Linked DNA regions of Homo sapiens: all the other regions are linked to region 2. The links are chromatin loops, found by intact Hi-C in ENCODE. Cell type or tissue: MCF 10A. All regions are shown on one strand. Links, peaks and the distances in the headings refer to the core of each region. The heading gives the core; the rest is flanking DNA.

Region 1 (11,327 bases), core at 4,466-9,465, 320 kb before region 2:
GTCCACAGCCTTCAAAGGAGAAAAAGTGGCTCTCATATGCAGCAGCATATCACATTCCCTAGCCCAGGGAGACACATATTGGTATCACGATGAGAAGTTGTTGAAAATAAAACATGACAAGATCCAAATTACAGAGCCTGGAAATTACCAATGTAAGACCCGAGGATCCTCCCTCAGTGATGCCGTGCATGTGGAATTTTCACCTGGTGAGGAATGGAAGGGGAGTGTCTAAAGTCAAGCCACCAGGCAGAATGCCTGAGGGCCGGGTTAATGCAGGGATCCTAGGCAGAGTTGTAAGCAGACATGGGGATTGATGCACTGACCCCAGTGGGGAAAATAAAGAGATAGGGCAGCAGCATGATGCTGGATTGTCTATCCATCTACCTCCAAAGAATTGTGGGTGACCCAGGGGCCATCAGGCAAAAAGGGGTTCAAGTCTGGGATTCCTCTTTTGTGAAAAGACATGTGAAGATTTCTCAAGAACATTTTCTGGGAATTGGTTCACCCTTGTAGGGCAAGGAAGAATCAGGTATTTGGGGCCACATGGCAATGTGGGTGGGGGCCATTTGCAGGTGTGTATAGAACTGTGGCTCTTGCCTCATGGGTGGAAATGAAAGTGAAGGCAGAAACAGCAGGGGATAACCTGAGTGTGCTCCTGTGCTCTTTGCAGACTGGCTGATCCTGCAGGCTTTACATCCTGTCTTTGAAGGAGACAATGTCATTCTGAGATGTCAGGGGAAAGACAACAAAAACACTCATCAAAAGGTTTACTACAAGGATGGAAAACAGCTTCCTAATAGTTATAATTTAGAGAAGATCACAGTGAATTCAGTCTCCAGGGATAATAGCAAATATCATTGTACTGCTTATAGGAAGTTTTACATACTTGACATTGAAGTAACTTCAAAACCCCTAAATATCCAAGTTCAAGGTAATGGCTAGATTCCTGTGGATTACTGGGTTTGTTAGGGAAACTGGGGATAAAGGGAAGATGTTTATCAGTGGGAATTTCATAAAGAGTCTCCTATGGCTCAGCCATGGGAGGGAGATGGTTCCTTCTGCATGCTTCTCTATCTCCTGATGGCTGGTGCTGAGATGACAAATGCATCTCTCTAGGAACTCTGAGCCTCACCACCCTGGAGACTATGTTGTTTCTTTTCATTAGAGCTGTTTCTACATCCTGTGCTGAGAGCCAGCTCTTCCACGCCCATAGAGGGGAGTCCCATGACCCTGACCTGTGAGACCCAGCTCTCTCCACAGAGGCCAGATGTCCAGCTGCAATTCTCCCTCTTCAGAGATAGCCAGACCCTCGGATTGGGCTGGAGCAGGTCCCCCAGACTCCAGATCCCTGCCATGTGGACTGAAGACTCAGGGTCTTACTGGTGTGAGGTGGAGACAGTGACTCACAGCATCAAAAAAAGGAGCCTGAGATCTCAGATACGTGTACAGAGTGAGTGTCTAAGGGGCTGCTCTTCCAGAGTCAGAGCTGGGGAGAGGAAGGCCAGTGATATCTCCTGCACCCCTAGGATGGTGGACATAACAGAGAGGAGTGTCCAGCTATTCTGGTAATCTTCTCTCTTTAAGCTCAACGTTGGTCTAACAGCCCTAGAACATTTTCTTCCACTTGAGTCAGGTAATAGTAATTATTGATCAGTTACTGATTGCCCAACCCTATGGGGTTACAGAGATGTACAAGATCGGTTCTCTCATGAATCAAGAGACAACTAGAAGCACAACTGAACACATGCAGTTTTAAGAGGCCCCTGTGGTGCTTCCATTTGGTAACCTGAACTCACAACAAAATAGTCCGAAAAGGGGAAGATGAATATGAACTGTAATAGTCAGAGAAAGACATGGAGACATGGATGTAAATCTGGAGAAGTCTTGAAGAATAGGAGAAGGGTTTGGATTCTATTTTGATCTTCAAAACAGAGGATCTCCAGTGTTCTCTTTTATTTTGTGGTTTATTGATGCATCAAAGATTCCTTAGAGATAAATGCATATAAAATGTGACCAGAAAACATTGGATTTATGGAGATTATGGACTTGGTGCCCACATTTCTCAAGGATGGGAATGTTGTGGGAGTGAGAGGGATGTTGCTTCCTTTATAATCGTATACACAATTAATTTCTTATTTCCTACTTTGGGCTTCTGCCTGCTGCACCTGCTGCTATTGGCCTATTCATGGTAGCTCCAGCCTTCCCCTTGACCTTGATGTCCCTGCCATCAGGACCTTCACATGCCATCTTGTGTTCCCCCAGGAGTCCCTGTGTCTAATGTGAATCTAGAGATCCGGCCCACCGGAGGGCAGCTGATTGAAGGAGAAAATATGGTCCTTATTTGCTCAGTAGCCCAGGGTTCAGGGACTGTCACATTCTCCTGGCACAAAGAAGGAAGAGTAAGAAGCCTGGGTAGAAAGACCCAGCGTTCCCTGTTGGCAGAGCTGCATGTTCTCACCGTGAAGGAGAGTGATGCAGGGAGATACTACTGTGCAGCTGATAACGTTCACAGCCCCATCCTCAGCACGTGGATTCGAGTCACCGTGAGAAGTAAGTTCCGATTCCTTTCACACAGCCTCGAGTTGCAAGCCAGGGTTTAGGTTCTCTGTCAGCCACTAAGGTCTCCTAAAAGAGGCACGGGGAGGGAGGGAGGGGAGGGGGGTGGGGACAGAGAGAGAGAGAGGGGGAGAGAGAGAGAGAGAGATATTTAAAAGCTATCCAAGAAATGGAAAGATGGCAAAATAAGTTGAAGCACCTTACTTCTTGCGGGGAAGACTGAGTGGTGATGAAAACAAAACTACCCAAGATTACCTCTCACTGTTTTGGGGAAATGCTTCTGATTGTTAGATAAGAAAAATGTGATCAGTGGGGAAACAGAAACAATCAAGGGACAAGGGACATATCCATTGCTAGGCTCCTTGAGAGAGGTTGTGCATCTGTCACAACGTCAGAATCCTCTGACAGCCCTTTTGTCTCCTTCAGTTCCGGTATCTCACCCTGTCCTCACCTTCAGGGCTCCCAGGGCCCACACTGTGGTGGGGGACCTGCTGGAGCTTCACTGTGAGTCCCTGAGAGGCTCTCCCCCGATCCTGTACCGATTTTATCATGAGGATGTCACCCTGGGGAACAGCTCAGCCCCCTCTGGAGGAGGAGCCTCCTTCAACCTCTCTCTGACTGCAGAACATTCTGGAAACTACTCCTGTGATGCAGACAATGGCCTGGGGGCCCAGCACAGTCATGGAGTGAGTCTCAGGGTCACAGGTAAGCAAGATATACCCACAGCAGTTAACAGCCAATACAACAGATCATGTCTTCTCAGAAATAGCTCCACTGGGCTATTTGCTGGTTGATATCCCAATAGACTTCCCACTCTTTCTGACTCCACCTGGGAGTTCTGGGATTCTTCCTAGTGATTACACATTTAGTAACTTAGACCATTCCTTTTTTTAATTCCTCTGTAATTATCATCAACAGCCATCCATATACCCCATTCATTTTTTTTTCTGGTAGAGGCACGAAGGCTTACCAGAATACCAAACACGTGATGGGTCAGCAATTACTGACAAAGGAAAATGGCACAGAAAGCCTTTATTTCTGAATTCCTTTGCCCAGGAAAAAAATGACTGGATCATCCCTTGCCACAGTTTTCTGCCCCTATCTCAATCTAAATTCCCACTTGGCTCCCTGGATCATTAAAGTGTCTCTCTTCATGGATACCCACTTCTGTGGGTTCTCTGTCAGCCACTAGGATCACAGCAGCAGGCCTCTTTCATGGCCTCCAGATTCTAGTGACCTATCTAACCTTCTCACTTTTTTCAAATGCCTTCTGATTGGGTCTCATTTAATCTGATGTTCTCAGTATCCCCTAACAAAATTTTCCTTCAGCAGAGGCACCAGGGCATCTCGTATTTCCCATGTCCAGCCCCTAAGAACAATTAGCAATGTGCCCAATCATTTAGAAGAGAACCTCCAGTCCAAGTCATGGTTATCCCAAAGGGCTCAGCATTTGGAGGATGGGAGAGGGCACTGGGACCTAGGAGAAGATGGCAAAATAAGAGAGATATGGTAATAATTCCCAGTCACACAAACCCATACATTCTCTGGATTTTGCCATGGACTCTTGTTCTCCAATGATTCCAGACTATTAGAACACTTATGACATTTTGGTTAATAATAATCCTTCCTATAGGCCAAACTTGGGTAATGATTTAAGGAGGTATTAAAATCTGGGAATGCCAGACAGTGTGCTGAAACAGAGACTCGAGTCTTGAACAAGAAAATATCATTTGTTTAACCTTGAATAAGTCTTCTTACTAGTCTTGTGCTTATTTTCCTCCCTTATAAAGTAATTGAGTCAGCAAATCATGGGGGTATAAGAATTCTGGATCTCGCACCACTCTCCATCAAAAGTATTTAACACATACCCCACATATATGTATATTAATAACATATATTTGTGTGTTAATTATATACATGTACTACTGTATTAACTTAATGGGCACATTACAAAACAAACAGAAAAAATAGAAATTAAATAAGGGGCCGGGTGCAGTGGCTCATGCCTGTAATCCTAGCATTTTGGGAGGCCGAGGTGGGCAAATCACTTGAGCTTAGGAGTTTGAGACCAGCGTGGGCAATATGGAGAAACCCCTGTCTCTACAAAAAAATACAAAATTCAGTTGGGCATGGTGGCATGCGCCTGTACTCTCAGATACTTGGGAGGCTGAGGTGGGAGGACCACTTGAACCCAAGAGGTTGAGACTGCAGTGAGCCAAGATTGCACAACTGCACTCCAGCCTGGGCAACAGAGTGATACCATGTCAACGAAAGGAAGAAAGAAAGAAAGAGAGAGAGAGAGAGAGAAAGGAAGGAAGGAAGGGAGGAAGGAAGGAAGGAAGGAAGGAGAGAAAGAAAATGAAATAAACAATATTTTAAAATCTTTGATTTAGAATATTTGACTAAAATTATTATAATTGAATATGCTTCATTTACTTTGAAAATCTTAGTTTACTTATGGTGGTACAATTATTTGAGGTTTGGTTCTGAGTTTGGCCTTATTCCTATTAGTTTTAGTGTCTGTTACTGCTTAAAGCTTTATCTTACCAATATATCTACATCCAAGTGGAAGCAGATCATCACTGCTGCTCTTTCAATTCCATGATACTCATTTTTCAATCCCATAGTCTAACTATGCAAGGGTTTTCATTGAAATTTGGTTAATAAGTTTATGTTTTTGTTGATGTTCATTAGTTGTTCTTGTAAAGTAAGTAGGAAGTGCTGCATGTTGAATTTCCTTTTTTTTTTTTTTTTTTTTTGAGATGGAGTCTTACTCTGTTGCCCTGGCTGGAGTGCAGTTGCACTATCTCAGCTCACTGCAACCTCCACCTCCCAGGTTCAAGCGATTCTTCTGCCTCAGCCTCTCCAGTAGCTAGGATTACAGAGGCAGGCTACCACGCCCTGCAAATTTTGTATTTTTAGTAGAGACGGGTTTTCGTCATGTTGCCCAGGCTGGTCTCGAACTTCTGAGCTCAGGGAATCTACCCGCGACAGCCTCCCAAAGTGCTAGAATTACAGGCATGAGCCACCACGCCCAGCCACTGCATGTTGAATTTCTATCGAACATGTTTAAACTTTGGTTGCCATGTTCTGTTTCCATGGATTTTTAAAGGTGCAGATATAAATTTTTAAAGTTGACATACTTACATTTTCTGGTAATAAGACGACATAGAAATGTAAATATTTTTAAACAACTATTTTCCAAAATATTATCTCCATAGCATAAGTTTAGAAAAGCATTAGCAATATGAAATACTGTTAAAAGTCACTTTTTAAAGTGTTTGCTAAGTATTAACATTGTCAGTAGCCACTGATCACCAAAAAGTCAACAAAAATTAAATACTAATCTTTCTTCATGGAAAAACACGTAACGTATCTTTACATTTAATTCCTCTTTTTAGAACTTTGCCACAAAATAAGTGAACTTTCATGTGATACAAAAAGGTTTGAGGTCACTCCCCAATCTCATTACAAAGCATTGTAAATCTTTTATGATTTGGCCAGGCACAGTGGCTCATGCCTGTAATCCCAGCACTTTGGGAGGCCAAGGAAGGATTGCTTGAGCCCAAGAGTTTAGACCAGCCTGGGCAACATGGGGAAACCCTGTCTTTACTAAAAATACAAAAGAATAGCAAGGCGTGGTGGCATGATCCGGTAATCCCAGCTACTCTGGAGGCTGAAGAAGCAGGATCACTTGAGCCCAGGAGGTCAAGGCTTCAGTGAGTCATGATTGCACCACTGTACTCCAGGCTGGGCAACAGAGTGAGACCCTGTCTCAAAAAAACAAAAAAAGAATACAGAAATTAAATTAAAAAATAAAAAATATATTTTATGATTTAAATTAAAATAATCTGTAAAAACACTTAAGTAGCCAATTAAAAGGGCATTATGTTCCATATGCTGAGAGTTAACTAACAAGCCAAGGCACTGCTGTCCCACCCTCCGTGCCTGGGTGGCCCTGCCTTCATAAAAAACGCTGTCCTATCCCAATACACAGTGTGACATCTACCTGAGCAAGAGCACCACCATGAATATTAGTAAAGCTGAATATCTTTTTAAATTTCAAGCTCAAAAAGAAATACTCTTAAATGTTCTCATATTTTCTTCTTACACTTCAATCTGGTGTCTTATAGCCCATCTTGGAGACCACTTAAGTTGACAATAACCATGGTCTTTTTCAGTCTTCAAGTTCTTTGATTTTAGGGGAATATGCATTCAGAACCAGAGGTCCCATGAGCCCTAGAGGAGGGGATGCAAGAGGTTGGAAATCTCTCTTTCCAGAATACGAACACCCAGAGACATGAGTGAAAGGCACAGTGAGATCACAAAGCACCATACAAAAGACTCACCCCTGAGGCCCTCTGCATCCCGCCCAGGTCACTTCATATTTAGAGGCTATACAGAAGGGACAAATTCAAACCATCTGTTTCAATTTAGCAGGAACTCTACACTTCCAATATCAGGACTTGGCACCTCTATCCTGATGAGGCAGCTGGTGCTATCTTTCTTGCAGCCAGCAGATGGCTCATTTTCAAGTTTAATCATTGCCATTCAGTGAATAGTTTCCACATTCACACTCATTCCCTTTAGCCCATCTGCGATGGAAAGCAGAGCTTAAGATCCTTATCAAGTTACCCTTGCCAATAAAGCACACGGCTTATATCTAAAGCACTACACACAGATTGGTTCATCCAGTTTTCCTCACAACTTTGCAGAACCAGCAATCTTACAGTTAACATTCGATATTAAGGGCTTTCTATTCTTCCCACTATGCCATTTCTTTAATTGTTCATTAAAATAGAAATCATTGTTGCTAGAGCTATATCTGGATTTTTTTTGACAGTTTGGTTCACTTCAGTTTTCCATTCAATCATCAATTATTGAGCATAAATTTTATATGCCAGGCAAAGTTCCAACAGCTATAAATACAGCAACGAACAAACAGATAATTCTCCATCCTATTGGGGAATCATATAAAACAATGATGATAGATAGATACATACATACATACATACATACATACATACATACATAGACAGATGTCAGGTAGTGCTAAATGCTATGTAGAAAAATAAAGCAAGGTGATTAGGTAGAGAGTAATGGGTCCTGCCTTTAGATAGGTATGGAAGTCTCAGTCTTAGAGCTAAGATTCAGGTGTAGGAATTTTAGAAACCTTGATTTTAGCTATATTTTTATCAATAATAATAACCAATTTTTATAGTACTTTACATGCAATATGATTTTTATTACAATAGCTTGAGATATAATGTATCATTAACTCAGTTTTACAGAGGAATAAACTAAGACTTAGAGAAATTAAAAAGTTCTTAAAAAATCAAGCTTATAGAGCTAATAAAGGATAGAGACAGGATTGAAGCCCAGGTTCTCCAGAATCCAGGTGCATGTTCCCGCAACTCAACTATGCTGCATATTCCTTTATTAAGTTCTCTTGTATACCTACTTAAGTAAAACTGCCAGTGAACTATTTTTCCTCCCTCAGTTCCGGTGTCTCGCCCCGTCCTCACCCTCAGGGCTCCCGGGGCCCAGGCTGTGGTGGGGGACCTGCTGGAGCTTCACTGTGAGTCCCTGAGAGGCTCCTTCCCGATCCTGTACTGGTTTTATCACGAGGATGACACCTTGGGGAACATCTCGGCCCACTCTGGAGGAGGGGCATCCTTCAACCTCTCTCTGACTACAGAACATTCTGGAAACTACTCATGTGAGGCTGACAATGGCCTGGGGGCCCAGCACAGTAAAGTGGTGACACTCAATGTTACAGGTGTGTTAATAGTACCTGGGCTAGAGGTCACAGTTATGGTAAATAAAATAGTTATCTGACAGATTGTACAAATTCTACTAGCACCAAGGAGGTTTTGAACATGCACACGAAGGCTTGGGACTTCTGGAGATTGGTACTGATTTTATATGGGAGAGGGAAAGGAAATACATTTTAATCTTAGATGCTGGAGAATACCTTTCATATGCCATAGTTTTGAAAATTACAAATGATGCTACAGGAGGAATCAGAAACTGGAACACACTCACCCTACTTGCATGATTTTGTCTGTATCCAAAACCTGTGCCACTGAAACTCAAGTACAGCTCCCTCCACTCAGGAACTTCCAGGAACAGAACAGGCCTTACCGCTGCGGGAATCACGGGGCTGGTGCTCAGCATCCTCGTCCTTGCTGCTGCTGCTGCTCTGCTGCATTACGCCAGGGCCCGAAGGAAACCAGGTGGGTGTCTAGGTCCTACCTTGTGATGTGATTTTGCCGTTGCTATAATAATTTGAAGTTGTCTGGTGCACCCTATAAAGGTCAAGTATTCCCTTCCAAGTACTAGGCCCTCAGTTCCACTACTCACTGTCACTCTGTAGGCAATTGTAGCAAAAACAATAGAATAAACTTCTCAATAAAATTTTTACCTCATGTGTTTAATTTGAGATTTATATTAGGTAGCAGAGTTTTGCTTCCAATTAAAAATTAGAAAATTAATTAACTCATGTTCTATCTCCCTAAGAAAGTCCTTCATTTGTAACAAAAAATAAATAAATCATCATAGAGGTGACCATAAACTCCGAGATATATTTGAATGCCAGCTAAATGTAGTGAAATTGGATAAAATAAATAAAGAATGCCAAAAATGAGATTAAAAATTCAATTTCCGATTGTTGCTAGTGTATAGAAACACAACTAATTTTAATATTAATTTTATATCCTGAAATCTTGCTAGACTGACTTATTAGTTCAGTATCTCTTTTGCAGATTTCATCAGATGTTCTATATAGATGATCATGTTGTCTGCAAAGAAAGATAGTTTAACTCTTTCCTTTCCAATATTAATTTCTTTTACTTCTTGTTCTTGCTTAATTGCACTGGTTAGAACCTCCTGTACAATGCTGAGTGCAAGTGGTGAGAGAAAATATTCTTATCACATTCCAGATCTTAGGGGGAAAGTATTCAATCTCTCCCCATTACAGATTACTTTAGCCATGGGTTTTTTTCAATGCTGTTTATCTGGTGGAGGAAGTCCCTCCTATTCCTAATTTGCTGAGAGATTTTACACAAATAAATTTTTGTAAAATGATTTTTCTACATTTATTGAGATAGTAATGAGATTTTTTTTAGTCTATTGATAAGGTGAATTTTGAATGTCGAAGTAGCCTTATATTTCTGGGGTCAACCCAACTTGGTCATGACTGTTGATTTGATTTGCTAAAATTTTGCAAAGGATGTTTACGTCCATGTTTATGAGGAAAATTTGTTGTTAGCTTTCATTTCTAGAAATGTCTTTTTATGATTTGGTCTCAAAGGAATACTTACTCAGTTACCACTTCCAGAATTTTTCATTCCTTTTTATATAGCCATATTTTCACCTGGTATCAATTTTGTTCTGCCTGAAGGACCTTTTTTTTTTTTTTAACATTTCTTACAGTATGACTGCCTGCCAGTGAATTTGATTGATAATGTTTCTCAATTCCTCTATATCCTTACTGATTTTTTGTCTACCTGATCTATCAATTACTGAGATAGGGGAATTAAAATCTTTAACTGTAATTGTGAATTTATCCATTTCTTCTGCAATTCTATCAAGTTTTGCTTCCAGAATTTGGAATTGCTCATTATTAGGTGGATAAGTGTTAAGAATTTTCATGTTTTTGATGAATTATCCACTTTATCCTTATGAAATGACCCTCTGTATCCCTGGTTGAATCACTTACTGTGAAACAGTCTTTGTCTAATATTAATATGTTAATATAATTAGTGTTAGCATGTGATTTTTTTCCATCCTTTTGCTTTTAGCCTATTTGTACCCCTATATTTAAAGTTAATTTTTAATAGATAGCATGCAGCTAATTCTTGCCGGTTTTGTTTAGTTTAATATTGTAGTCTGCCTTTAAAATGAGGTGTTTAGACCATTTGCACTAGTGTAATTATTGATATGATTAGGTTTCATGTCTATTTTGCTATTTGCTTTCTATTTGTCACATCTATTTTTTGCTTTACTTTGACTTATTTTTGGAATAATTGATTTTTTAATTCTATTTTACTTCCTTTGTTAGTATAATAGCCATAACTTTTTAAAAATTTTCAACTTTTATTTTAGATGTAAGGGGTAAATGTGTGGATTGGTTACATGGTTATATTGCATGATATTGAGATTTGGGGTACAGATCCTGTCACCCAGATAGTAAGCATAGTACCCAATAGGTAGTTTTTCAACTCACACATTCCTCCCCATCTCCCCCATCTAGTAGTCCACAGTGTCTGTTGTTCCCATGTTTATGTCCATGTTTGCTCAATGTTTAGGTCCCACTTATAAGTGAGAACATGTGGTATTTGGTTTTCTGTTCTTGTGTTAGTTGGTTTATGATTATGGCCTCCAGTTAAATCTATGTTGCTGCAAAAGACATGATTTCATTTTTTTATGTCTGCGTAGTATTCCATGGTGTATATGTACCACATTTTCTTTATCCAGTCTACCACTGGTGGGCACCTAGATTGATACCATATCTTTGCTATTGTGAATAGTATGGCAATGAACATATGAGTGCATGTGTCTTTTTGACAGAATGATTTATTTTTTTGTGAGCGTATACCAATAACAGAATTACTAGGTTGAATGGTAGCTCTATTATAAGTTCTTTGAGAAATCTCCAAACCCCTTTCCACAGTGGTTAAACTAACTTAAATTCCCACCAACAGTGTATAAGCATTCCCTTTTCTCCTCAGCCTCACCAGCACCTATTGTTTTCTGACTTTTAAGTAATA
Region 2 (11,327 bases), core at 2,593-7,592:
CCCAGAAAAAATGTCTACTACTAATTGATTGGCCTGGGTGTCCCTATCCTTAGGGCTTTGAAATAGGTTTTATCCCTTTGGAAAGCTGTCCTCACCAAAGGACAAAATCTGCTCTTCTAACAAATTTATTTGCAGGCTTCTGAATAATCTCTGGGGGCCCTGGGCATCTGCTCTACGTGTTTACATCTGGCTGTGTGCTCCCTGAATATTTCATTCAGTTAACAGTCATTTAGTGCCTACTATGTACAAGGCAATGAGGCTAAGCACTTGATATGCATTATCTCAATTCCCAAAATAACTCTTTGTGGTGGGTATAATCAATGTATTCACTTTATAGATGAGAAAACAAGGTTTAGAGGATCAAAGGGACTTAATCCAGATCCAAGGCTGGTAAATACTGGAGCAAAAATTCAAACTCAGATCAGTCTGGCCCCGTATCATTTTTTCTATACTTCCAATACAGTGTTTAAAAAGAAAACAACTTAGCTTGGACATAATTTACATACCATATATTTCCCCATTTAAAGTGTACATTTCAATACTTTTTAATATATTCACAAGTTTGTGCAGCCATCAAAACAGTCCATTTTAGAACTTTTTTTTTTTTTTTTTTGAGATGGAGTCTTGCTCTGTTGCCCAGGCTGGAGTGGAGTGGTGCGATCTTGGCTCACTGCAACCTCCGCCTCCCCAGTTCAAGTGATTCTCCTGCCTCAGCCTCCTGAGTAGCTGGGATTACAGGCACACACCACAATGCCCGGCTACTTCTTTTAATTATTATTTTTAGTAGAGATGGGGTTTCAGCATGTCTGTCAGGCTGGTCTCAAACTCCTGACTTCGTGATCCACCTGCCTCAGTCTCCCAAAGTGCTGGAATTACAGGCACGAGCCACCGTGCCAGGCCAGGACATTATTACCTCAAAAAAAGTTTGTATCCTTCAGCCATCCACCCATTTTCTCCTATTCCCCATCTTTCCTCAGCCCTAATCTAATTTCTGTCGCTATAGAGTTTCCTATTCTGGACTTTCATAGGAGTGGAATCAAATAGATGTGGTCTTTTGTGACTGGCTTCTTTAATTCAGCACAAGATTTCAAGGTTCATCAGTGTTGTGTTATAGTTCAGTTCTAATATCGCATTATATGGATATACAATTTTTTACTTATCTATTCATTCATCCACTGAGTTGTTTCCACCATTTGGCTATTATGAACAATGCTGCTATAAACACTCATGTGCAAGTTTCTGTGTGAACATGTGTTTTCATTTCTCTTGGGTATATGCCTAGAAGTGGAACTGCTGGATTATACGGTAAAATTCTATGTTCAATCATATGAGAAACTGACAGACTGCCTTCTAACACAGCTGCACTTCGCCATCAATGTATGAGGGCTTCAATTCCTCCACATCTTTGCCAGCACTTGTCGTTATGAACTTTTTGATTCTAGCTATCCTGATGGATGTAAAGTGGTATCTCAAGGTTTTGGTTTGCATTTTCCTGATGACTAATGCTGTCAAGCACCTTTTCATGTGTGTATTGGCCATTTGTATATCTTCTTTGGGGAAATGCCTATTAGATCATTTGCCTATTTGTAAATTAGGTTATTTGTCTGTTTATTCTTCAGTTGTGAAAGTTATTCATATATCCTGGATAAAAATACCTTATCACATATACAAATGCAAATAATTTCTCCCACCTGTGGATTATCTTTTTATTTCGTTTTAAAAACTATTTCAGGCAGGGCGCAGTGGCCCACACCCTTAATCCCAGCACTCTGGGAGGCCGAGGCAGGCGGATCTCCTGAGGTCGGGAGGTCAAGGCCAGCCTGACCAACATGGAGAAACCCCATCTCTACTAAAAATACAGAATCAGCCGGGCATTGTGGCACATGCCTGTAATCCCAGCTACTCAGGAGGCTGAGGCAGGAGACTTGCTTGAACCCGGGAGGCCAAGGTTCTAATCAGCCAAGATCACGCCATTGCACTCTAGCATGAGCAACAAGAACGAAATTCCATTTCAAAAAAAAAAAAATATATATATATATATATACATATATATATTTCAGTATTTTATTTTATTTTTACATTTTCTTCCTGTAAAAAAATAATTCAAACCTAGGGGTCTTCAAGGCTCAAGGGCAATATAGACCCTGGTGGGGACTGACCCCCGCTGCCAGAAAAGGATTTGATCAGAGTCTTCTTAGAGAGATCTTCGGTTTTTCACAGTTCCAGGATGGGGCAAGAGGTGGTAGTTTCAATCCACATTCCCAGATGGGCTCATCTGATGATGAGAAAACAGCCCTTCATGGAGCGTATGTATGCAGAGAGAACCACATGTTAAAAGCAACAGGCACACATAACTTTTAATTACAAATAATAAATGGTTCAGAAGCAAAACACTGCAGATCAGATGTAGCATGAAAGAGCTGGGAACTGGGAGGAAATGGACGTGACATTCCAGGCAGAGGGAGTGGTGTGTGAGAAGGTCTGAGATAGGAGGGAGCAAGTGTGATTCAGGGGCTGATGGCTTCTATTGAGGTCCAGTTTACATCCAGTACAATTCATCAGTTTAAAGTATATTAACAAAGTTTCCTTGTGTTTCTTAGAGAAAAATTTTAACTTTTCTACAACTGCATATTAGATTCATGTACTGTTTTTCTTCTTACATGGGAATGGGGGACTGTCTGGCCTGGTCTGTCATTTTTCTGATGATATCATGAGTCAAACCATGTCTCCCCTTTCTGTTTGCATCTTCCCCCTGGAACTTAAGTTGAGAGAGACACATGTTGATGTTCTCTGCTTATCTACTGTGTAGACACAGGTGGGTTTAGAGGCTGGACTGTGGGTAGCTATCTTCTGAAAGCTTAGTTTCTATGGTCTTTCTCTGAATTTGTTGAAAACATTTGCACTTCAGGTCAGTGTCCTGGGCTTATGCAGTGTTTTCCAGTGATGGTAGTGCCCCATTAATGTTCATATCTGTGAGTGTGTATTTTAGTTTCTGCAAGGCCCACCAACTTGGTAACCAGTATCATTTGTGTTACTATCTCTGGGAGCAGAGCCTAAAGAAAACAGCAGGCGGCTGGGCGTGGTGGCTCACGCCTGTAATCCCCATACTTTGGGAGGCCAAGGTGGGTGGATCATGAGGTCAGGAGTTCGAGACCAGCCTGGTCAGCATGGTGAAACAACATCTCTACTGAGAAACAGAAAATTAGCCAGGCATGGTGGTACACACCTGTAATCCCAGCTACTCAGGAGGCTGAGGCAGAAGAATCAATTGAACCCAGGAGGCGGAGGTTGCAGTGAGCTGAGATCATGTCACTGCACTCCAGCCTGGGAAATAGAACAAGACTCTGTCAAAAAAAAAAGAAAGAGAGAAAGAGAGAGAGAAAGAAAGAAAGAGAGAGAGAGAAAGAAAGAAAGAGAGAGAGAAAACAACATGCTCATTGCAAACCCTTCTGGGAGAATTTCTTGAGTAAGGATGAAGAGCTTTGCAGAAGCTACAAAGTTTGTTTCCTGAAACAAAAGGCAGAGCAGGGTATCTTGGCTGTTGTAAGGCTGAGATTTGAGTTCACTTGGAATCAAGCCATTCTTCACTCTTGAGATGCTTACTCAATGCAGATCAGCTCCCACTGCAGATATTAGAGAGACCAGTAATTACAATGGAATATTTGGAAATTTTTCTAACAGATGCCTAGCCACATCCTCACATTTCTTGGTGTGTGTAGCACCACTGTGGGAAAGAGCTGGTAACTTGGGTGAATTAATGGGACTCTTCTCCTTATATGTTAATTTGCAGAGGCTAGGGAGGGATGGAACCCACACATGGATTCCCAGCTTCCCAGTTGTGCTCCCAGGATATGATGCTGTTCTGCTTAAGACTCCTTTCAGAGTTCGCGCCTGAAGGTCCAGACCTGTGATGGCTGAGCTGAGCTGAGCAGGGCAGGGCAGGGTGGGTAACCCACGTATTTGGCCTCATAGTTGAAACCCAGTGTCAGCAGCCGATGGTTCTGGGGTATGTTGCCTCTGATGACAAAGCTGGTGGAGGCACGTGTGTTGGGGCCTTGAGACCACAGAGACCTACAGGGCAGGGGTGAAGCAGCTGCACTGCTTGACCCAAGTTGCACCTGGTGGCAGTGTCAGGAAGGATGGAGCAGACCTGGTAGTTTCTGCTCCCCAAGGTCTGGCTAGCTCTCATTCACTGAAGGACACAAAGAAAATATTACTAGCTACTGCAATAGTTTGTATTTACATATAACTCTTTTAGGGAAATATTTCAAATGTAATTAGCATTATAATGAATCAATACAGCAAGGGATTGAAATATTTGAAACATTTTTGAAATATTTCAAAGGTAATTAGCATTATAATGAATCAGTACAGCAAGGGATTGCGTAAAATGGGGTATAATTGAATTGAATTGTTGGAGTTGTATTCTTCAATCTATTGGCACCTGAAAAGGATGGGTTGATGATTTTTAAAATAGCTAGTTTTTAAGTAAAAGTTTTTAAAATGACTCAAATGTTGGTCCATCATATGGGTAGTAAATAGACTTAAGTCCATGACCAGTAGACCAAAAAAATATGAATGCACATTAGTGATGTTAAAAAGTCCAAATCACCCATTTAGTTCCAGTAGAATAACATTACCTAGCACATTAAATTAACTTGAATGTTATTGCTTTGTTTCTATTTCTATACTTTTAATTTTATTGTTTTGAGATAAGCATACGGTGTCTAGATTTTGTTTGTATGCCTTTGAGTAATGTGATAATAAAACAATTTAAGTCAAAATTGGGATTCAAAGGGCATGTTTGACTTTTAACAGGGGACTCATTCTCAGCCCCACACTAGTGTCTGCCACGCATAGTGTCAGTGACACCTAGTGGTTCAAGCAAGAACTGCAACTTCATTGAATGGTGGACGATTTCAATGACAAACAGGTTCTCCCTTAGATAAGCCTCTGGATTCCTCTGATGCGGTGTTGAAATGAGGGCCTACCAGTCCCTGGTGTCTCCCATATTGGCCTGTTCCACGCTGTAGCTCTTCAGCTATTTGAAGCGACTTTATGGAGGAGGGAATGACACTTTGTATACTAGGAACAAAATGTAGATACAAATGATGACTTTTAGAAGGAGAAAGTTTTCAGGAAGGCATTTCTAACAGTTAGAGTGGTTCAACAATGTACAGCACGAGAGCCACTAAGCCATGATTTTAGGATCACTTGGCAGCCTACTAGGCTCACTCACTAGCTAAGCCATCTACAATACACCAACCTCAGAGAATACACAATGCAATGTTTTTGTATTTGTAAATTTATGAATTGCTACATGCTACAGAACTTCAGGCAATTTATGAAAGGTCAAATCCACTGATTACAGAATTCTAAAGGTCATGATGGTCTTTCCAATGCTCTGTCCTCAGCAGCCTGTGCCTGACCCATTCCCATTACCATGCCTGCTTTCCCACCCAAGCTCAAGGCCATCCTGGAAAATGTTGCTTGCAGCATCATAGAGGCACCAACACCTCTGAACTCTCATAATTGTCTTTCTGAATCCTGGGATTGGGGACAGGGAGAGGAAGAGGGTAGAAGTGAAAATAAACCGAGCTTGCAGCACCTTCAGCACTAATCATGAGGTCTGCTGCTTTCTAACTGCTTCCCCACAGTTGTTTGGTGCCTATGGCCTCAGAATCATGTAGATCCTCTTTTAAGATTATAGTTCCTATCAACTGTTCTATAAATAACAACTTGAAATGTTATGTTTTCCCTTTGAGATATTCCCTCAGGTCTTGCATACTGATTAAACTACTGACTCAGTGGGTCTGAATGATCCCAGGAGCAGCTGACTCACCAAAATATGCAGTTTCCAATTGCTGATTATTTCTTCCCCCTTACCCCAACCAATCAACAACCCCAATTTTCTGGCATCTCACCCTCCACGATATCCTTAAAAACCCCAGCCCAGAACTTCTCAGGGAGATGGATTTGAGGATCTTCTTCTATCTTCTCACTCAGTGCCCTGTGATCACTAAACTCTTTCTCTGCTGCAAACCCTGCTGACCTAGTGTAAGTGGTCTGTTACTGCACAGCGGTCATAGAAACCTATTGGCCCTATAACAGTAGGTACCATTAATATATTCATATTTCCATTTTAGAAAGATGTGAAACTACTTTTCATAAGTTGTCCAGGCACACCCAGTTAGAAAGTGACAGAGCTGGGCGTCTGTCTGCAGACCTTGCACACTCAACTTCTGTTCTTGGAATGTGTCTCCATATGGTGGTCACTGTTAAGACCCACAAATCTGTCATCATTCCTAGGCCACATGAAGCCCTTCCAATCTTTGCAGGATTTTAGACCCACCTGTGTCTCCGGACGGACCATCCCTGCCTCCAAATGGAATGCCTGGAATTTCATTCATTTGTGCTCTGCCATGTTGCCAGAGTTTCCCCAAATGGGGCCAAATGTCAGCATGCTCTCAGGAAAAGGATGCAGTGTCACAAAGAAACTCCTGTCAAGTTTAGGCAGGTCACACAAGAGCAGGAAATCAAACATGAAGAGGATGGTCAGGGCCCCCAGTACAACATGCCCAGAGAACAGAACCTGCCACAAACAGCTCAGGTCCAGGGCCTATGGCATGGAGACCACGAAGCCAGGCACCTGATTCTAAGGAAAGGCCTCGAATCATGGCTGAGAATCAAAATGCAGAAACCATATGCATCTGATCTTTCCCAAATCTGGGAAGACTGGAGTCCAGAGGCCTCATGATCCCCTTAATTTATTAGGCTACCTCCTTCATTTAATGAGAACTGTCTTGTTAACCCCATTCTCAGGTCTGTAGAACCATGAGAGTTTTTGTTTTTAAATATCTTGTTTGAACACAAGTTCTTCTTATCTCAGGATCCCCATAAATCTCCTCTTTGTAAATAGGACTTTGGTCACCATCATACTTGGGATGAATATCTCATAATCTCTTAACTGCATTTTACCCATGACCTTACTAATTTTATCCCATTTGCTTGAAACAACTTTTTGTTGCCATCACTTTTCTTCCTGGCCTCTGTGGATTTTTCCTGAAGGCATCACAGTTGAAAGGCTTCACCCTTCTGAGGATGTTTGTGGATGCTGACCCTGTGTTCTCATTGAGTTTGCTCTGTGGATCGAACTCCTGAGCCTCCAACTGCAGATATTATGACACGTTAAGTACAAGGCCACCTTTGACTCTTTCATCGTCATGAAGGTGCAATTCTTTCCCTACCTGTTTGCAATTTGGAGCACATCTATTCTTTTCCCTAAGGCAGTGACTCTCAAACTCTAGGAAGCAACAGGATCACCTGAAACGCCCGTTGAACCATAGATTGCTGGGCCCCACCCATAGAGAAGAAGAAAACAGAGAGGAGGAGGGGATAGGAGGAGAGGGGAGAAGAGAAAAGAAATGACTAGAGTTATTGCATGTCATAGGGTCAGTGGTGAAATATGTATTTATTGTCTGTCAGTGGCAAAAGCTTTCAGGACTTCTGTCACCTCTCTGCTAAGAGTTCCTCCAGCCTCTGCTTGGTTAATTCCAGGGAAGGAGAAACCCACTGCTTCCCAGGATAGCACCTTAAGCCTTGGGGAGCTGAAACAAGTCACACGCCATGTGGGGGCAGGAGTGACAACCAGGAAGTCAGAGTTATCTCTGACCACAACTCCTTCTCTTATTTCCCTTGGTTGTGAACCTCTTTTTCTACCATGATCTCTGGCAGCCACTGGTATGTTTGCTGTCCCCATAGTTTTGTCTTGTAAGAGTGTCATCAACATGGAATCACACAGTTTGCAGTCTTTTGAGAATAGCTTCTTTTGCTTGGAATAATGCATTTGAGAGTCATCCATGTGAGAGAGGCAGGTGGCAGGGGGCTCCCCAGAAATACTCTAACCAGCCTGCACACTGGGGTGGAGCCACAGAAATTTGCACTCTTTGCAGTGGGGAGGACTCGGGCCTCTCCTCTTCCTGTGTGGAACCTGGGATTTGAAAAGTGGGAGGGAAATGCTCCAGCAGGGACTCTCACCTTCCAAGAGTTCTTCCTTGCCCCTTCCTTTTCACCCACCACAACCCTGTCTTACTCACCATTTAAATTGTCTGCAAGCCTGAATTTTCATGGCTGTGGGAGAAAGAACCTTGTTTTTAGCTGAACTAAGGAAAAGTTCTGCAACATTTTTGGCACCCAACGTTTGGCTAGAGAAGCAGTGAATGAAATGGGGACTCAAAACCTCTCGCTGTTGCTCCTAAGCCTTTTCATCCTCAGACTCCTGAGAGTAGATAAAACCATGCCCCCAACCCCCTTAGCTCCTGGGACTTTTAGTAGCATTTTCCTTCCTTTTTCAGGACCCACTGGTGAGCAGCAGCTCCCCACTGCTCTCCCCTCCCTGCCAGGGCTGGGATGCATGGCCCAAGGGTCTCACAGAGCCAGCTGGCTGGCATTTTCCACCACAAGCCACTGGAGCCTTCTCCTTCTCTGGTCAAGGGGTTCAGCTCCATTGGACAGTAATTAAGCTTTTCTCTTGGTAGAGGAACCCCTTGCCTAAGAATAAGAGATTCTTCCCCAGGCATTTTTAAACTATTCTCTTTTTTACCCTCTTCTCTACCCTGTCAGCAGTTAAGTTTTAAGCAAGATTTTTGTTTTTGTTTTTTGGGTTTTTTTTAGAAGACGTTTTACTAGGCCAAGCCCCACAACTATCACTGTTTGTACTCTCCATAAAGTTTTTCATTGTGAAAAAGAATCTCGTAGGGACTGGGTTTTCTTCTGCCTGTCTGTGTGTGTTATTATGTGTAATGTCTGTAAAAAGAGCTCTAATTAATTTGGCCTAAAGAAAGACCAGTACTTGAATCAAGTATTTTTTTAACGGAAGTTAAAAAGCTGCACTACACTCAAATCGTAGCAAGGATAACTATAGCCACCAGTTATCTAGGTGTGTCACAAGCCATCTTTTTCTCTTCCTTGTTGGAGAAGGACTCAGTTCCAGAGTCTCACTTTAACATTCGGCTTATGAGAAGGAGTCCATGCAAGCCCCTGAGACATATTTTTGTCCCAAACTCAATTCCAGGCTTCGGGTCAATGTTCTAAGAAAGAGAACTGGATCTAAGGGATCCAGAGGCAGGCAACTACAAGGCCAAAAGGCAGAGCACAGATGAGTGTGGCTGATTCCTGCCAATTAAGCCAACCCCAAGCTTCCTATTTCATGGATAAAGGCCACATTAATATCCACAGCATAAATGAGATCTAGGGAACTCCAAGGCTACCTACAGCAGGGGAGACAGGGCATACGTGGGTAAGAGTGGATGATCCCCACCCCTAAGAGCCCCCTGCTTCATGGGTGCAAGGCTCTTTTGCACTCATGGCAGGACCTTCCAAGGTCACTGGAACTCAGGGACGCAAGCACGGAAGAGGAAGGAGGATGCTCTTCCTTCTCTCCGTCACATGCCCCAGGTATCTGCTAGGAAGAGAAGTGAACCAGGGATGTCTGCTCCCCTCTTTCTAGATGGGTAGCCATTCATCTTCAGTCTGTACCCCTTCCGAATGCATCCTGAACCTCTGGGACTCCTTTAACAGGTGCCTCTTTTTTTCCTTTCTCCTTCTCTGTCCTCTCTTCACTAATAGGTAATTGTGTCTCTGTACTACAAGACACTCCCTTCAGATGCATCCTACAAACTGGAAAGAGTTAATTTCCCAAACCTTAAAATGGCTGCCATAGGATTGGGCTCAGGGGAAGAGAACCCAGAAGCCCAACATGCTGGCAAAAGGGTAAAGTATTTTAACCAGTTGGGCTTTTGGCCTCCCTCTTCCTGTGCAAACTGGTAAAAGGCCTCAGAATTTTTGAGCTGTCCTTAACCCTCCCCTTGTTTCATTTGGATACATGTTTTCTAATAACATAGTTTGTCTCTTCTTGCCTTCAGGCCATCAAACTCCAAATAGTCATGCAGCTGGAGCCTCTGACAATGTCCCCTTCTGCTGGGAAACCTTAAATAGACCTTTGAGGGAGCTCGGACTGTTGTTTCCCCAAAACAGCATCCTATGTCAGCAGGAAGCAGTTAAGCTGGGTCTTCATCCTTATGCTTAATCTAACAAAAGTTTGATGTACTTCTTTAGAAAGGGGAATGAGACAGCCAGGTGGGAGGGGGATACCCGGAAAAACTCCAACCAGCCTGCACAATGGGGTGGAGCCACAGAAGTTCACACCCTTTGTGGGGAGGAGTCAGGCCCCTCTTCTTCCTGTGTGGAACCTGGGATTTGAAGGTTGGGAAGGAAGCGCTCCAGCAGGGACTCTGTCCTTCCAAGAGTTCCTGTTTGCCCCTTTTCTTCCTTTTAATTCAGTAAAAACCTGTCTTACCATTTAAATTGTCTGTGAGCCTGAATTTTCATGGCCATGGGACAAAGAACCCCATTTTTAGCTGAACTAATGAAAAGTCCTGCAACACCTGTCTTATTTTTCTGGAGTTTGTTCTCTTTTTTAATTGCTGAGAAGGATTCCATTGTATGGAATTTGTCCAATTTGTTTATCCATTTCCCTATTAAGGGATATTTGGGTTGTTTCCAGTTTTGGGTGACTATAAACAAAACTGCTAAAAATGTACATGTATAGGTTCTTCTGTAAATCTCAGTTTTCATTTCATTTGGGTAAAACCTAGGGGGGAATTTCTGGGTTGTACAGCAAGTGTATGCTTAACTTTATAGGAAATTGCCAAACTGAGAAGCAGTTTCTAAAATGTTTATGAATATTTTAGTCTTCAGAAATGCTTGGGGTGGGTACTGTTATTATCCCACTCCCAGGTGCTCAGTTCACCTGGGCTAAGCAGCTTGCTGCAGTCACAAAGTTGGCACGTGGTGGATCTAGGGAAGGTGGGCTCAGACACTCTCGCTTGATGCAAGTACTGCTCTCTGCTTCAGTTTCTGTTTTCTCATGACTGGCTTCCTTTGCTTTCTCACAGTCTCTGCCCTCCTAATGCAGGTTGGCCCGGCCCAGCCTTCTGTGAACCGCCTCCATCGGGACATTTTCCCTGTGGTGATGCCATCTGGAGCTGCCCATGCCCTGAGAACTGCAGCTGTGTGCCGAATGCCAGCTCTGCTGCTGGCAAGCCACTGGCCTCCAGCTGCTGCCTCCTTTTGCCCCGTTCCCTGTCAGGGCCCCAAAGAGACAGGGCAGTCAGCTCTCCTGGCTACTCTGGTTCCAGCCTGGCACAGCCAGGGGACCTAGTGACACCTATTGGCCATTAGTTAGAACTGTGGCTGCACTTGAGTTCAGTGTGCAACAAGAAGGCTCTGATGGGGCTCAATGTTAAAAAGGTGAGCACATATCCTTT
Region 3 (9,338 bases), core at 4,339-9,338, 510 kb before region 2:
CATGGCCACTTTGTTAATGGGCCCCTTGGGCAATGACAGGGGAGTCTGTGGAAAGAGGCTGAGTGGTGTCCACAGAATGGGTCATCCTATCCACTTGATTACTAAAATCCGCCTTTGCTGAGGTCACCCACTGGTGAGTACTCACATGGGATACAAATGTCTTTACGGTTTTTGACCACTCAGAGAGGTTCATCCACATACCTCTTCTCCAAAATTTTGTCACCAATTTTCCAATAATGCTTCTTCCAAGTCCCTGACCATCCAGCCAAACCATTGGCTACAGCACATGAATCAGCATATAATTGCACATCTGGTCATTTCTCCTTCCATGCCAAGTGCACAATCAGGTGCACTACTCAAAGTTCTGCCCACTGGGGAGATTTCCTTTCACTGCTGTCCTTCAGGGTTGTCCTAGAAAGGGGCTGTAGTGCTGCATTGTCCACTTTTGGGTGGTGCCTGTGTATCATGCAGAACCATCTATGAACCAGGCCCTAGTCTTCTCTTTCTCTGTCTACTGATCATAGAGAATGGCCCATGAGGCCATTGGTGCAGGCTGGGGGAGAGAAGGCAGGGTGGCAGGAGTGTAGACCATGGGCATTTGAGCCACTTCCTCATGTAACTTACTTGTACTTTCAGGACCCACTCAAGCCCGATCATATACATACCACTTCCAGGCCTCCGCTGTGTTTCACCTATGGGGTGAAACACTCCTGACTGAAATGTTAATCTACTTTGGTAACACCCTTGCAGACACACCCAGGATTGATACTTTGCATCCTTCATTCCAATCAAGTTGACACTCAGTATTAACCATCACAACACCCCATCTCAATCATTTTCCATCTCATATTAGAGTAAAAGTCTAAATTGTTTCACAGTAGTCTTCCAGATCAGGTCCTACTTACATTATCTGGCTACCCAGGCTACCTTTTGGACCCCATTCCTTACTGCTTTTTTTTTTTTCTTTCAGCTATAGCCACAGTAGCCTTCCTGGTATTCCTTGAAAATGCTTAGTGCACTTTTGCGTCAGGGCCTTTGCATTGGCTACTCCCTTTGTCTGCAATAAGTTCCCTCTGGAGAACGATATAGCTCATCCCTTCATTTCTTCACATTTCTACTCAACTCTTATCTTGTTAGTGAGATCTTGCCTGATTAACTCATATAGGAAGTAACCCTCTCCTCCACCTACTTTATTTTTTAAAACAGCATTTATCAATACATGAAATACTATATATTTTATTTATCTTTTCTTTCCCCTTTAGAATTTAAGCTACACAAGTGCAAAGACTTGCTCTTTTTCTTGCTGTTATGTCACCCATGCCTCATGTTGCCTGGTATATGTAAGCAGTAACTATAAGTGCAAATAATGAATACTATCAGGGCATGAGAGTGCCATCTTACTGTACTCTTACTTCACTCACTTGCAAAGAGATCACACTTCAGCTTATATCAGGCTCCATATTACTTTAGATCCAACGAGAAAGGGCAGTGTGTCTAGAAAGGAGAGAAGACAGTACAAATGAATTACTGGCAAAGAATAGCATGTGCAGAGGAGACCAGACTAGATTTGCAGATATCAGTGGGCTCTGTTGAAATCATTTCCTTTTCTCTACCCCTAGGAAATAAATGTGTGGATACAGAACCAGTGAACAACTTATGTGTTTCTGAATAAAGCTGCTGTGGCTTCCCAGAAGAAGGAAGGAGATTTCTGAGTTGTGAGAGGCCATCTATGAAGGCGGAAGCCCAGGGGCTCTACAGTTCCTTTACTTCTTCCCTTTTCACTGGTATAGAAACTACTCATGACGATCTTAGAGCCAGGGCCATTATTGGTTAAGATTGATAAATGTACTTTTAGACTGCCATCCTGGGATGGTAAGCATGCCTTAGGAGAGGCATTAGTAATCAGGTAGATGGTATTTCCAGGATGAGGGATCATTTCTTAAAGAGATACTTCTCAGGCAATTATTACAGCTTTCTCTTCATAGAAAAATACTGATTAAATGCTTGATGCTATATATAATGTCTCTGTGTTTATAAATCCCTAACTTAAAAGTCTAAGCTACCTGAGTGTCCTACATTCAACCCCAAATCAAAGTGCCCAAAATTTCCCATCAAAGATGGTTGCAAAAGAATGTTCATTGTTGGGGTATTAATTATACTGAAAAACTGAAAACAATAACACTGTCAATGTTAGGGAGTTGATTGGATTAATTATTGTATGTTTACAAAATGGAGTAGTATGTAGTTATATATGAAGTAAATAAATATTTTTTGATGTAGTGAGATATACGTGATAGATAGCTAAGTAAACAAAATGAGGTTATACTGTAGCATTACAGTATGATCCGCTTACATGTCTATGAAGAAATTACTGTTTAAAAACCAATATCAGAAACAAAATTTATTGTAGGAAAAGAACTGCTGTTTTATTAGAGAAAAATACTTCAGTTTGTCCTATGTTAAAGAAGGCATCACCTTCCCTACCCCATGCTACCACTATATCCAGGTAGCTGGTAAGATGAAGAATGGCTAAAGTTCTTCTTAGTAATAAAATAAATGAAGTCATAAACAACATGGAAAAATAATTTTCAAAAATATTACAAGTCACTTTTTTATTGCTGTGTCTGTCAGGCTTGAACTTCCTTATATTTTGTCTGCCTATTGGAATCATTCTCATGACATCACAGCATCCACCCAGTACTTCACAGGTAGAAATAGAATTCACACCATTTGAAGTGTTGATTCTCAAAACTGCCAATAAGATGGGCGGAGGAAAACACTACTATTATTACCATTTGGTAAATGAAAATATCAAATCAGAGAGTTTCAATGACATACTCCAAATCTCAGAGCTAATAGCTTCTGAAGATTATTTGTGTATGTCTTAGATTTAATAACTTAAGTGTATTGGTGCCATGACTGATCTCACATGATTGAATTAGTTTTCATTATCCAGACTCACAGAAGACTCATTTATAAGTTTTATATATTGGGTATATCTTTCAAGGTTCAGAACACTTGGTTGACCTATACACAATACCACTTTCTTGGTACCAAGATAATTGACAAATAGAATTAGTTCATTTATTTACTCATTCAAAAATGTGAGTATTTATCCATTGTCTACTTTATGCTGAATTCTATTATAGAGGCTGACTCTTGAGTGAAGCACGAAAATATATAATCTTTATTTCCATGGAGCTTATGATTTAACACAGGAAGACAGATATTAAAAATTGTGTTAAGTGCCTCAAAGGAAATTTATAGGGTGTATAAGCAAATAAAATAGGGTAAACACTTATATTGGACTTGTAGTGGTTAGAATTCTTTATTGCAAGTGACAGAAACTCAAATTAGCTTAGGTTAAAAAAAAGAGAAAAAGTGAAAGAGAATGCAATGACTGTTTTGGTCTGAGTTTTCTAGAAATCAGAGCCTGAGACGGATTAAATTGTTAACACTTTATTTGGAATGCAAATACTCAAGTCAATACAGGCAAAAGAGAGGGGAAGTGAGAAAAGTGGAGATGTGGAGCGTTATCATGCTGGTCTTGATCATATCAAGTCATGAAGAAATACAGCAAGGGCACAAAAACAGGCATACCACTTATCTGGAAAGTCTTCTCTGTAGAGGTTGCAATGAAGTCATGCCACAGAGCATTCCATGAGAATGAGGAAGAACAGAGAATCGATCTGCCCCTCCCACAGCCTGTGTTGTGGTGTTTAATCCAAACACTAGAATGTTTAATGAACATAGAATCAGAGTAAAGGGCTTATAATAAGTCACTGGGGCTGTGGTAGGTCTTTGTCCCCTCTCCCCTATACAGACATTCTTAACTCTCGTTACACTGTGGCACACTGAACCACGTTGAGATATTGACTCCCTGGGCCTTTAGTTCATTGAGATGTTGCCCGAGGCTGCTGAAATCCCTGGACCATTAATCTTATACTATAGTATCCTCCCCTGGGCCTTTGAATATCCCCCACTTTGTACCAGATTGCCCAAAAACTATTATTATGATATGAAAAACTTTGGGAAGCACTGACTGGAAATATACACTTTTTGTACTTTGTCCTTTGTCAGCTAAGAAGGGTGTTTCTCCTCCACAGATTGTGTTGGAGACACATGGACACATGTTTAACTTCTGATTCTAGTGCAGGCAGATTCTCTAAGGCTGAAGCAGGGTGGGGTTAAGTGACCTGAAGGTATGTATCAATGCTGGTCATCAGAATCTGGAGGCAGCAGATTTTTTAAAATGTGTTGGAATGTGTTGGTCTTCTTGGAAGCTCAGGGAGACTAATTTGCTCTCTTCTTCTTTTTTTCACCTTCCACCTGCTATATACCTTTGCCCATCCCTGCCACATCCAATTAATTGAGAAAGACTTCTCTAGTTACAGCGCGCGTTGGTGCCTGATTGGAGCAGTTGATATCCATCAAAAGTTTTAGAGAGAAAAACTGGCTAAGAACAATTAATAGTTAATCTTACTTTTAAAGTTCTTTTATATCATAGTTTCCAAGGTGATAGCTCACTGATTGCCAGCTTATTACTTTCTATTCCTTGTTGGGAATTGGGAGCTACCAAGACTTATCAAAACAAATCTATAAATAATTCTTTTGGATGGGTTACTCCTGTTGGGAAGAACTAGGCCATGGCATATTCCCTCTATCATTTGTTGAATCAGGTTTGCCTCAGTTTTGCAGTACTTTATTTTTCTTTAAATCCTGTGGCTGCATCCTATGTGTACAGCTTCTATAATGATTTTGGCTATAAATCAGATGTAATGTTTATGATAGCCTCTGTTACCTTATGTCACAGTGCACTGCTTCAAACATCTTGGTAGATTTTGACATTTATTTTCCTCTTAGGGGTATATTTCTAAAATGGGATTACTGAGTCAGAAAGAATTTGAATAGATCTTATCATATATTGTGAAATTATTTTGCTAAAAAACTACCATTTTTCAATGCCATGAGCAATATACTTATTTCCAAATGACCTACTACAATTGCATTTTATCCTTTATGCTTACTTTTGTTAATTTAACCACACTGTGCCCAGAAAAATATATAAATATAAATATACAGCCTTTTCTCCTGTTTCTCTTTATAAATAGAAATCTTTGCTTGCTCCGTTCAGTGTCTGGACATGATTGAGATAATAAGAAGAAAACTAGAAGCTGAGAATGAAGTGATTAATTTCCATGAGAAAGGGCACAGAAGTAGCTGCAAAAGAAAAATATTTTAAGCAAAAGAGAGGAGGTTAGAAATAGGAGAGGAGGTAATGGAAGAAGAGAGGTAGGAAAACTAGAATATTGAAAGAGATTTTTAAAGTGTGTTGGAAGTAATAGGTGCTGTGGTGAATGCATTTTTGAGAGAAAAGGTGTAAAAAAAAGATACTGAGGAAATTCAGTTTTGTGTCGTACAATAAGATTTCTTCTTTTCTAATATAGTTAGGAAGGAGGTAACTTTCACTAGGACTACCACACTCTGGCTTATGGCATAAATAAGTAGGAATATATCCTCATCATATTATGTTCCTCAAAATACTCCCCCGATCCCGCACAAAATTAGAGATATTGTGAAGAAAACTGTGACATCTTAATAATGCCCATTGAGGAAATAATGCAGTTTCAACCTGGGTATTTCGGATGGAGAACCAGACTTAGAGCATTAGGTGAGTTCATTGATATGGAAAAAAAAAATAACTCCCTACAGGTCAGACTTTCTTTTTCTTTCTTTTCTTTCTTTTTTCTTTTTCTTTCTTTCTTTCTTTTCTTTCTCTCCCTCTCTCTCTCTTTTTTTTTTAAAAAAAACAAACCACAACTTCCATGAATATCCAATTTCCCAATAAATTAGAGTCTTTCCTAGAAGGAGAAAATCTCTAGGTAGGCTCCTGCCCTATACTAGCACCTAAGACAGGGCCTTGTAGGGACTGAATGACTGTTGTGAGGCATGCCATTAAACAAATTTTGGAACCACAATTAGAGGTCATATGCTACCATAAATGAGAAAAACTCATGGGGGTTCTAGTAGTGGTGGTAGAGAAAGACACAAAGTTATGAGCACACTCCGGAAGATTGCAGGTTGATCAATCTGGGAGGTACATTATTGGAGATTAAATGAGATCCTGAAAGGTCCAGGTGATGCCGACACTGTTCCCCATGGATGGCACAGACTTGATCACAAATCCAGGACTTCACAGGATTTGAGAAGGCAAGGATACCCTAGGCACTGATCTTAGTTATGGAGAAGAGTGACATCTGGTGGCACTCGTTAAGAAAGAAGCTCTGTGAACATGCCATCCTCACTTATCAAGAGGCATGATATAGGCAGATGTTCCTACGATAGCAGCCAGATAGATCTGTTGATGTATTTGCCATCAGGACTGTTAGAAATTTCCAAAATCTAAAGTTCTAAAAAGAATTCTGGCAAACATTTGTAGGCTGAGCCAGGTAAAATCACTCCAAAGGGCGGCAGGGAGGAGCCAGGCAAACCAGTAAGAACAAAATATTATCAAGATATCAAGGATGAGCATAAACTTTGAAGTTGCAAGGGTCCAAAGTGACCCAATTAAATTTCAAAAACCTCTTTGAAAAGATTACAATAATTTCCCTGGATAAAAAGTTGGCAGGGACAAAAGCAAAAGTATTTTATATTCTGTATTTCCTCTATCCTTGTCTTTTGTGGAAAATTCCTTGTTTGTACTGCTCAGTTGGGCTGATTCGTATAACCAAAGGAGAGTATCAATGTGAGGTTTGGAGTGTATTTGAGGGTGGCTTGGAGGCACACACAAGACTTTTCAGATGCTTACAGTTTAAAACAATACTTCCAAATATAAGTTTACAAGAATGAAAATTTAACAAATATTTTGAAAAGGGAATTTTTAAATAGCTTAGTTAATTAAATTTCCTAGACATTTTCAACTGCATTTTTATTTTTATTATTTTTTATTTTTATTTTTATTTTTATTTTATTTTTATTATTATACTTTAAGTTCTAGGGTACATGTGCACCATGTGCAGGTTTGTAACATTGGTATACATGTGCCATGTTGGTTTGCTGCACCCATCAACTCATCATTTACATTAGGTATTTCTCCTAATGCTATCCTTCTCCCAGCCCCCCACCCCCCAACAGGCCCCAGTGTGTGATGTTCCCCTCCCTGTGTCCATGTGTTCTCATTGTTCAACTCCCACTTATGAGTGAGAATATGCAGTGTTTGGTTTTCTGTCCTTGTAATAGTTTGCTGAAAATGATGGTTTCCAGCTTCATCCATGTCCCTGCAAAGGACATGAACTCATCCTTTTTTATGGCTGCATAGTATTCCATGGTGTATATGTGCTGCATTTTCTTTATCCAGTCTATCACTGATGGACATTTGGGTTGGTTCCAAGTCTTTGCTATTATGAATATTGCCGCAATAAACCGCATTTTTAAATTTAATGCACTGTATTTGATTTCCTTTTCCAGCAAATTGTCTAACAAATCTTCTCATGTACTTAAGTAATCACAAATCAAATAACTTGCACTTATAAATAGGGTGACTATTAAATTCTCAATTATGTTTACAAACTGAGTACATTTCTCTTATAAATTTTAACTTCAAACCACAATTCTATTGAACAATTTTTTTTCTCAACCATCCAGTGGTATGGTTTATTTAATTGGTCACTTATGAGGCCATGTCATGAAAATAGACAGATGTGCTGTGATTTCTCTAAATCAGTGGTTAGGAGATAGATAGAGCATCATCAGGGTGGGCTGGTATAATTACATGCTGCTACTAATAATGCTTGCCGTGTTTTTAACCAAAGAAGTTTCCTGTCAGAGGCTTGGAGTTCTGACACTCTTAGTTATGATACTTGTTTCTCTTAACGGTCCTTTGCTCTTCAATGTTTAATGCATTTGGCAAGTTGTTTGCTGTGCATACCACTGCGCATTTTTCTAAACACTGAGATAAGGTTTTTGCGCTTACTGAATTTGGTTATTCTATTCTTTGTTATACTAAACAGAAAAATGAGAGCTTGTATAAATTATTAAATGAAGAGGAAAAGGAGAACCAAAAGGAAGAGAAACATAAAAAATAAGAGTCATCGATTTAAGATTATCATATTGAAGCCATGGAGTATTATGAAAACATACTCTCTTCAAGAAAATATGCTGATAATTTAGAGTATTTAGAACTGTTTCTCTAGGATACAATGAAAATTCCTTCTTAATTAGAAAACTTTTACAGAAACATGTGCAAAACATATTAGAGCTCAAGTAAATGTTGATTGTTTTTCCTCTCAACTCCCCCCACAATTCTAAATAACTTATTTGTTACACATTTTAAAAATTGGAATCTCAAGGCTAATTTATTAGATACTATAATATTCCACATTATCTTAAATATTATAAATATTCAAAACACTAAATATCCAAAGGTCACTTTTCAATAAGTAGAAAAATATTAATATGTGTTTACTTCATCATCTCAATTCTTATTTTCATCTTCATTGAACTAAGCCCCCTTAATCATTAAAAAAAAATTTTAGCATCTCGATGTAATTTTGAGTTAGTAAATATTAGGAATTTGCTTAATTGCTAGTTACAAAAACCTGAATGATGATGGCTTAAATACGTTAGGAGCTTGTTTTTCTTTCACCTAAAAGATAGCTATTCCTGCAAAGACTGAATTGTTTCAAAGAGGTTCACAAAAGCTTTCCCAGAAGTACCACCCAACAACTTCAACCTACATATCATTGCGCATAATGCAGTCATGTGGCTACCCCTATCCACAAAGAGGTGGATGGGAAATCTGGATGTTCATCTGGTCGCATGGCCATCCTCTGCATTTACCAGATAAGAAGGGGGGGGCGTTGAATAATTGATGTGCAACTAGAAGTCTCTGTCATAACCAGCTGGGCACCTTGACTTTACAGTGTCAGTGCACTGATGCTTCATAGAGACCTGAACTTTGGGTTGAGGCATGAGACCTAGAGCAAGACTTCTGGGATTGTTTTTCACAAAACTGTAAAAAAATAAGTTGTGTTTTGTCTTATGGTTTCTGTGCCAGTAGAGACTTCAAATCCATGTCCTATAAATGGAATGGACTTGCAACTCAGTGTCCTTGGATTTGAAGGGCATCTTAACATTTCAAGTCTGATTTGAGGCTATGAGCACCCCTCACCCATCTCCCACCAGGCCTCTTTGCCACTAGACTGGGTTCTAATAATTAATTGCTTTTCAAATTCTCTTTATATTTTAGCTGGCAGGAGCACAACTCTAATAGATATTTACTTAGCATATTATTGAATGCAGCATATTTTATTTTATTGAATGTCAGCTCCTGGATTTGA

What was found. Hi-C counts contacts between places; a loop is a spot of excess contacts. Peaks named below come from ENCODE experiments on the same cell type or tissue, not always from the same donor. Only the 100,000 strongest peaks of a DNase experiment are listed, where the experiment ranks them.
Region 1: it touches region 2 in a loop (7-fold over the local background); 9 of 110 quality-filtered maps call a loop at or near these places.
Region 3: it touches region 2 in a loop (2.7-fold over the local background); 3 of 110 quality-filtered maps call a loop at or near these places.

Annotation. Positions count from the first base shown.
Region 1 is chr1:157,687,263-157,698,589 of GRCh38, reverse strand. FCRL3 (Fc receptor like 3) reads left to right here. Exons shown (of 15, transcript NM_052939.4): 4 at 1-206; 5 at 671-931; 6 at 1,166-1,450; 7 at 2,263-2,550; 8 at 2,983-3,261; 9 at 8,057-8,335; 10 at 8,673-8,792. FCRL3-AS1 (FCRL3 antisense RNA 1) reads right to left here and starts at 3,161. Exons shown (of 2, transcript NR_199044.1): 1 at 3,008-3,161; 2 at 1,946-2,625. In MCF 10A, for the core only: a CTCF peak has its summit at 7,061 (motif pointing right); a DNase peak (open chromatin) is centred at 7,079.
Region 2 is chr1:157,363,648-157,374,974 of GRCh38, reverse strand. No RefSeq gene overlaps it. Among named protein-coding and RNA genes, the nearest start is that of LINC02772, 94 kb to the right of the region's middle. RefSeq lists a silencer at 4,863-4,932. In MCF 10A, for the core only: a CTCF peak has its summit at 4,861 (motif pointing left); a DNase peak (open chromatin) is centred at 4,874.
Region 3 is chr1:157,875,172-157,884,509 of GRCh38, reverse strand. No RefSeq gene overlaps it. Among named protein-coding and RNA genes, the nearest start is that of CD5L, 38 kb to the right of the region's middle. In MCF 10A, for the core only: a CTCF peak has its summit at 6,247 (motif pointing left); a DNase peak (open chromatin) is centred at 6,259.